Regions from separate parts of the Homo sapiens genome. Here region 2 is linked to region 1. Evidence: read pairs that join two places in POLR2A ChIA-PET (ENCODE). Cell type or tissue: PC-9. All regions are shown on one strand. Region 1 overlaps MAP3K21 (mitogen-activated protein kinase kinase kinase 21). Region 2 overlaps TOMM20 (translocase of outer mitochondrial membrane 20).

Region 1 (4,000 bases):
ACACAGTACTAATGAAAAAAAGCTAAAACAAAATTTATATTCCTTTTGCAGTTTGTCATAGTAAGAGCTCCAAATGGCATTTCATAATAAATACAACTATTGTAGTTGTAAATAATACTGTAGATAGATAATAATTATTCCTAAAAGACTAAAAAAATTGAGATAATAAATGCTTAATCACTGACATAAAAAGTATAAAAGTAAGTAGCTACCATAATTTGTGGCTCAGTTCCCCATGGAAAGTTTATTTCCTCTTAAGAAAAAAAAAATAGAACACAATAAGCAACATCAAAAAAGAAAAAGGAAACCATACATGATGCCACATAATCTTACTTCAATCTTGCACTTCTGCAATTTGATAAATAAAACTCTTAAACAAAATTCTAATATTTCAAACCATCCTTGGGAATTCTTATATTGCAGTATTTTATCTTCACTGCCCCCTGGTAACCTCCCTGCAAAATACTTCCATTGCTACCACTCTGGGCAGAGTCGGTGCCTCCTCTCATATAGACAACCTTGAAAGCCATCACTTGAGCCCACTGCAGTCCGTTCTTCACAGAAGCCAGCACCATCACTCCAAGTGAAACCTCCATGTGCACAGCAGAGGGAGGCCTGCCAGGCCTGCCCCACGCATGCCTCTCCTCACCAGCCTTCTCCTTAGGCCTCCAATATGGAAGGCTCATTTTTGCTTCCTCTTTCCTTTGCCTGGGTCTTTGCTTGACGAATTCGTGGTCCTTCCTCGGAGTGCCTTCCCTGGAGAGCCCCTGTGTGAAACAGCACCCCCATCCTCCACTCTACCACTCTCCACCCCTTACCATGCTTAATTTTCTTGATGGCATTTTCTAATCTATTTGTTATTACGTGACTGCCATCTATCTTCCCCGTTAGACTAAGCTCTATGATGGCAGATTTGTTGTCATTGATGTCTGGCTTGCCAGTGTCCCTGAGGCCCAGAAGTGACTGGCACAGGGTGGGCATTCCAACAGTGTTGAATGAGTTCCAGCTCTCCACAATGTTTCTCTCTTCTGTAAATGCGCATAACACTGGCGATTTTCACAGTAACTCAAAGTTGCCTTGTATTGTTCTCTGGGGGGTGCCTATAGGTAGACTTATATAAAGTATTTTCTACTTATTTTGCATCCAGAAGGGAGTTACAGGGCCTAGTATTTATTTAAAACATAAATGTTGCTTAAAGCTTGCTAACTTGGCACAACTTTCAACCTGTTGCTACCTGTTAGAAAAGGGACAAAGTTGTTTATATCATTCACAACATATCAGCTATTATCTAGACACAGACATTCCCTCACAAGATATGATAAAACTTGAGAAGATCTACTAGAAAAGATAAAAGAAAATCTGTCAAGAGTAACATATTCTCTAGACAAATTTAAATATTTGTTTAAAACAGTAATTTCCACTGAATTGGCTCCAAGTAGTCTTCTATTAGCTCTTTGGTACATGAGTACACTTCGGAGTGAAAATAAAATTCAATATTGATTTTTAAAACCTTGTTTACGTTATCACTAACTCACTACCACCATTAGCAAATATCCAATAAAATCAAACAAAACATACTGCAATAGAGTATCTGTTATACTTAAAAGTCTAAACAAGAAGTCATAGCTTCATATATCAGCAGAGAATTTCAAATCTGCATTTATTCATTGAACAAATAAAATCAGACATTCAGGATAAAGACCATGTATGAGGCACCATGGTTTGCACATTCTAGACCCCAGTCAAACTCTTCACTTTATAGTAATTAAATAACTATGATAATGGTCATATTGTAACAAATACTTGGCCAGGCTAGTGACTAGCTAATTAAGTCTTTTATAAGAGTGCAACAATTTAAAGCAAAGGGAATCCTGCCTGACAATTATAGAAATTAAAATACTCCGGGAAGTTTGGCAATTTATTCTGAGACTGAAAAGTCTTTCAAAAACTAAGTAGCAGCATGTAATCACCATCAAATTATGTAATATCTACTGAATACACAGTAGTCTATACTCCACTATACAAGTTTTTCTGGTGTCAGTAAAAACTGTTCGGCCATAGTTATTATTCCAGGGTCATGTTATTTCTTTTTACCATTTAATAATATTAGGAGTTCTTTAAACATTTATATTTTATAAAAGTTTATAAAACTTTATAAAACTTTATAAAAATTTACTATTTGCAATAATTGCTATGGATTGTTGATTGATCCATAAATCCTATGGATTAACCCATAGGAATGGATAAACATCCTTTAAAACATGCTTTAAAAACACTAGCAAACATTCTCTACCCTGTGTTGTATGAACTTTGAAAAGTATTGCAACCAAACAAAACTAAGTGCAGTGTAAAAGTAATAGCTATAGGCCCTTTAACTTTTTAGCCTAAGGACCAGTACAACCCAAGTGTTTGCTTGTGTTGATGATTTGGATACATTTGCAGAATGTTGGGTTCTGTGTTGTCACAGAGTTGCTGCAACTGCCAAGAGGCAGGGGAAAGAATGAATGGTGCTGTTGATGTCCTTAAAATACCTGGTTCTGCAGAAAACTCCTAACAGACGCAGGCTTTCAGGACACCATTGGAAATAGGGCTTATGGAACACATGGACAAGTCACCCATTCTATGGCAGCACCTGGTCAGACGTTTCTTTTATTGAAAAAAATATATATATATTATCGAAAGAAAAGTATATTTTAGGAAATTGCGCTCTGTTTTTACTGTAACACAGTTCAAAAGCAAGCAATGCTATAGTCCTTCATGTGGTCTGTCAAAGTACTAAGAATACACCGCTACCAGTAACAACATATTTTGTTAGACTTTGCTCTCATCACCTAAGCAGATGCAATCTAAATTATAGAGAGACTTGGGGGGAAGGAGGATCATGAAATAAAACCTAATGCTTATGCTTAGCTACAACATTCCAATTATTTACAATTCCCAGTGAAAATGCTACATTAGTAATTTTCAAGTAAATTTCTTCTTGTCACTCTTCTTTAGGGACAATGTTTTCACTTGAGCTAGCTCCTGTCCTAGCAGGTTTCACAGGATTGAAAGACCTCCAGCTGTTGTAGGCCAATGCCAGGGCTGGCTGCATCCTTTAACCTTCCCTGGGATTTCATCTCATTATAAGAATATGAAGCGATCTTCAATATTAAAGAACCAACATCAAACAGCAATTCTATAGGCTCTTTTATACAGCAAAGTTTCATAGGATTTGCATTTAAGTCATTTGTCAGTTCTTTATTGACATCTGGAAAATCCACCCTGATTTATAAACAAAGTCAATGACACTGGCCAGGTCTTCAAGGTTTCAAGTACCTGTGCAAGGACAATGCACTTGTTATTAACCCAAAAGTGCATTACGGTGCACACCAGTGCCTCTTGTCTGGAGAAAAGAAGCCATTGAACCAATAATAAAATCATATTTCACGTAGAGACACTTTTTTTTTTTTTGAGACAGAGTCTCACTCTATCTCCTAGGCTGGAGTGCAGTGGCGCGATCTTGGCTCACTGCAACTTCCGCCTCCCGGGTTCAAGTGATTCTCATGCCTCCGCCTCCCGAGTAGCTGGGATTACAGGCGCCTGCCACTACGCCGGGCTAATTTTTGTATTTTTAGTAGCGACAGGGTTTCGCCATGTTGGCCAGGCTGGTCTCAAACTCGTAACCTCAGGTGATCCGCCCACCTCGGCCTCCCAAAGTGCTGGGATTACAGGTATGAGCCACCGCGCCTGGCCCATAGAGAGACATTTGAATGAAAACAGTCTTTGGAAAAGGTAAGAGACATGAAGTCATATTTTGAATAGGCAAACAGCAACCTCAATACAGCACTTGTAAAGTTGACGTCCCCGAGTGCATTCGGGGACTTTGATGAAGGCCACCGGGTGAAGACGGTCATGGGTTCCATATAATCTGCAGAAGGCCTCGGTTTGCAAAGTCCTACCCAGATGAATCACCTCTGGTATTGAAAGGCCAGACTGCCCCCTGAGGTTTCTAGGAGAT
Region 2 (4,000 bases), 1.8 Mb before region 1:
AAGAAGAGAGCCTTATATTGTTTAAAATGAGGCTTGAGGTTAAATTTGGGATCCTAATTTATTTAGACTTTTTGTCACCTGTTAGCAAAAGCAGAGTATCAGGATCCTTGAGGTGTAGTTTTTATCATTCTAAATTATGAGTAAATGAAATGTAATTTGCCAAATTACAATGCCAGCTGCAGGTGCATTTCACTTATATGGGACGGATAAAATGACACATTAAAAATATATTAAGCATCTTATTTAAATGAATAAATCTTGGAAACATTGAGTCAAGGCTTGATTTTGCTCATTGTTAAATTTCTTCATGGTTTTTCAGTTGATTACCATCTGTCCCTTTATCACAGAAATACTGCATTATACTATATCTGAAAATATGTTAATGTAATAAGTTAATTGTATTATGAAACTAAAGCCAGAATTTTAATCTTATTGCTAAAAATGTAAAGCAACTAAGTGATCTTAAAATTTGGTAGCTGTATCAGTTAAATGTATTCAGTGGCAATCACACACTCCTCCCCACCTTATTAAAAAAACTTATGACTCAGTTTCACTTTCCTGGGTTTCATTATCAGTTTTGTCATTTTCCCTAAATTCTGGTTTAGCAAATTGTATGTCTCACATACAGTTGATCCCACAAACTTGGCATGTTCATTTCTGAGGTGCCTTTTGTTTTGATGGTAATAACATCTTTACTTCTCCACACTATTAACTATAGAGGCAGAAGAGAGTCATGTTTCAAGTCCAAAAGCCTGGGTTTGAGTTGCCATTCCACCAGTAAGTAATTGTGACCTTGGTACATTTTCTCATCTGGAAAATGGGGATGATAATAGTACCTGGATTTTGTTTTTTGTTTTTGTTTGAGACGGAGTCTCACTCTGTGGCCCAGGCTGGAGCGCAGTGGCGCTATCTCAGCTTACTGCAACCTCAAACTCCCAGGTTCAAGTGATCCTCTTGCTACAGCCTCTCGAGTAGCTAGGACTACAGGCGCCTGCCACCATACCTGGCTAATTTTTTGTATTTTAGTAAAGACGGGGTTTCACCGTATCAACCAGGCTGGTCTTGAACTCCTGACCTCCAGTGATCCGCCCGCCTTGGCCTCCCAAAGTGCTGGGATTACAGGCGTGAGCCACTGTGCCCAGCTGTAATTCTTTTAATGTTGTTGTGAGGATTAAATAAGCTAATAAACATTTAGAACAGTGTCTCGCATGTAGCATCTAAAACTTAGTGCTCACATCCAAGCGTTCCTTGTCTTCATGTCCAGATCCTTTGAAGTCTTCCATTTCTTTTCTAGTTTTGCTACGCTCCCTCCAGTACAGGTTCCAGTGTAGACCACGATATTTAGCAATTAGATATTGTTGTCTGTTATCACTCATTATTTTCTGCCTTAAGAGAACAAAAACCCATAAGCAAATGGAGGGTTGAATTATGTTCTTTATCCTTTTTCCCCACAGTTAGTTGTGCGGTGATGAACACTTAAGTAAGGTACTTAGAAAAATTAGCAGCCTTCAGATTAATACATAAGATCAACTTTAATGCATACTTTTTCTGTTGAAATGGCTAGAATTGTATTTAAGCCTTACAGTGGTAGCACTCTATTATGGGAGACGAGTGGGTATCTGATGCTGGTGTGATGAAATCCAGTTTATGAGGGTTGACTAAGAAAAGGTACCTTGACCATAGTAAATGAACCTTCTGTCTACAGGTAGGGAGACCTCTTTTTTGAGACAGAGTGTCGCTCTGTTGCCCAGGCTGAAGTGCAGTGGCACAGTCTCTGCTCACTGCAACCTCCGCCTCCCGGGTTCAAGCAATTCTCCTGCCTCAGCCTCCTGAGTAGCTGGGACTACAGGCGCCCGCCACCATGCCCGGCTAATTTTTGTATTTTTAGTAGAGATGGGGTTTCACTATGTTGGCCAGGCTGGTCTCGAACTCCTGACCTTGTGATCTGCCTGGCTCAGCCTCCTAAAGTGCTGGGATTAAAGCATGAGCCACTGGGCCCGGCCCTCAGACCTCTTTAGTCATGCATTGAAGCTTGGATTTGTAGAGTGCTTTAAGGTTTTCAGAGGACATTTGCTTGTTTCATGGCTTTTGTTTCTCACTGTAGTCCTGTAAGGTTAGACCTTATCTTGGGAGAGTGAGAGATTTGCCTAAGATCACCCAGCTAATAAGTATTAGCTAATAATAAGTATTGGAGCCTTACATTTTCTTAACTATGTCAGCAGTTACTCTCTATGTCATTGGTAGTTTTTAGTGATTATCACTTTAGGTGTAGTCCTGCATCAGTATCCTTGAGTGACTGGTTCCAGGCCTCCCCTGGATACCAAATTCTGATGATGCTCAAGTACCTTTAAGTGGTATAGTATTTTCATGTAACCATCATATGCCTCCTGTACACTTTAGATTTTTTCTTTCATTTAAGAATGCCAGTTTGCAACATTCAGTAAAGATATAATCTGGCATATTTCAGTAATAAAACTCCCTAATACTAGTGGCCTAATTCTTGCCCCTGTTACATATCCTTTGTTGGTTGGAAGGGGGGACTTGATCTGCTTATTGTAATTACTTTAGAAGTCCAGCTATTGGAGCTATCTCCATCTTGCAAATTGCTAGATCTTCTGCCCCAAAGGGAAGGAGAACGCTCCAGTGCAGTGTCACATTTCCTACAGCTCATTGACCAGAACATGTCATATGCTCTTGACAGATCACAGGGAGGGATAGATTCCTAGAGTTAGAAATGTTTTGCAAATGGAATTAATGACTGCCACAGCAGTTAGAATTCTTTTGATTCCCATTTTTATAATGACAAAATGTAAATATAACTTTGCATTTCTTGCAGGAAGAAAGAAACAGAAGCTTGCCAAGGAGAGAGCTGGGCTTTCCAAGGTAATAGTCTGGTTTCTGTTTAAATTATATATTTTGTAGAAATATTATTTTAAAATCTGTAATTGGAAATGTAATTAAAATGTAATTGGAAAAAGCTAGTTGATACTGGACATTGCTTTTTTATTTTAAAATACAGCTTATTTTTAGGAGTAGGTGAATAATGTAGTTCCAATGACAGTTATCGAGTCCTTCATTATTTCTTTTGCTGGCCATAACAACAAACAGCTTACTGTATGAACAATAATTAAGGAGCAAGATGAGGGCCTCAAGACATTTGCACCAAAAGATGAAAAGTTCCTAATCAGCTGCTTCAAAATGATACAATATTACACTTAAGATTTAATTTCTTTACTCCAACTTCCTGTAAAAGAACCATGGGTTATTATTTCAAAAATTATTCAAGATTATTCAAGCCCACTGATCCAGAATCCCACTGCCCTGACAAATTTTTGCCTTGTTGCAGTACATAGTTCTGGATATAAAACTTGTAATTTATTTTTTCTTCTCATAGATCCTGAGTTCTTGATTATTTTTAATGACTATGTAGGTTTATCTACTTGGTAAAAAAATGTTCTGTGGCGTGTGTAAGTAAATTAAGTAAATGTTAATCATTGTGCTTGCAGCTTTTCCTTTTTATTGAGATGAGTTCTATTGTTTGGGTTCTTAGGACTTGGATTACTGGATCATTAGTGGTTCTTTTTAAAGCAAGTTGAGACAAGGAAAAATTAAGTTAACCAGTATATTTTGTTATTTTGAAACAGTTGTGTAAACACAGCTAGTTGACTGGACATGGTAATAGTGAAGTGAAAATGGGAGGAAACTACTTCGTTCTAGTAGGATCAGACTACCTTTCTGAAGTATGTAATATGTTTATTATGCTTTTGGTAACTTATATTTCTAAGGGCATAGGAAAACAGATTGAGACATGCACCAGTATGTATTTTTAGATTCAAGAATAGAATTAAATTATTGCTACATGCTGGGGTAGTGTGTGAAAGATGTCTCCACTTTCAGAAATTTAAATTGTTTCACTTGTGTTGGCTAGGTTAATAAGAGTATGTACAGTGTAATTCAAGGACCAAAAACTTGCACTAATGGAAGTTTAGGTTTTCTCTTT

Evidence for each region. ChIA-PET counts read pairs that join two places held together with the same protein. Peaks named below come from ENCODE experiments on the same cell type or tissue, not always from the same donor. Only the 100,000 strongest peaks of a DNase experiment are listed, where the experiment ranks them.
Region 2: POLR2A ChIA-PET joins it to region 1 with 9 read pairs; 1 of 35 experiments calls an interaction of 5 or more read pairs at or near these places.

Annotation. Positions count from the first base shown.
Region 1 is chr1:233,329,107-233,333,106 of GRCh38, reverse strand. All of the region lies in intron 1 of MAP3K21 (mitogen-activated protein kinase kinase kinase 21), which reads right to left. Among named protein-coding and RNA genes, the nearest start is that of MAP3K21, 3.4 kb to the right of the region's middle. In PC-9, no CTCF peak of the experiment used is centred here; no DNase peak of the experiment used is centred here; H3K4me3 peaks cover 1,692 bases; H3K27ac peaks cover 831 bases.
Region 2 is chr1:235,121,209-235,125,208 of GRCh38, reverse strand. TOMM20 (translocase of outer mitochondrial membrane 20) reads left to right here. Exons shown (of 5, transcript NM_014765.3): 2 at 2,837-2,883. Among named protein-coding and RNA genes, the nearest start is that of SNORA14B, 4.7 kb to the left of the region's middle. In PC-9, no CTCF peak of the experiment used is centred here; no DNase peak of the experiment used is centred here; H3K27ac peaks cover 700 bases.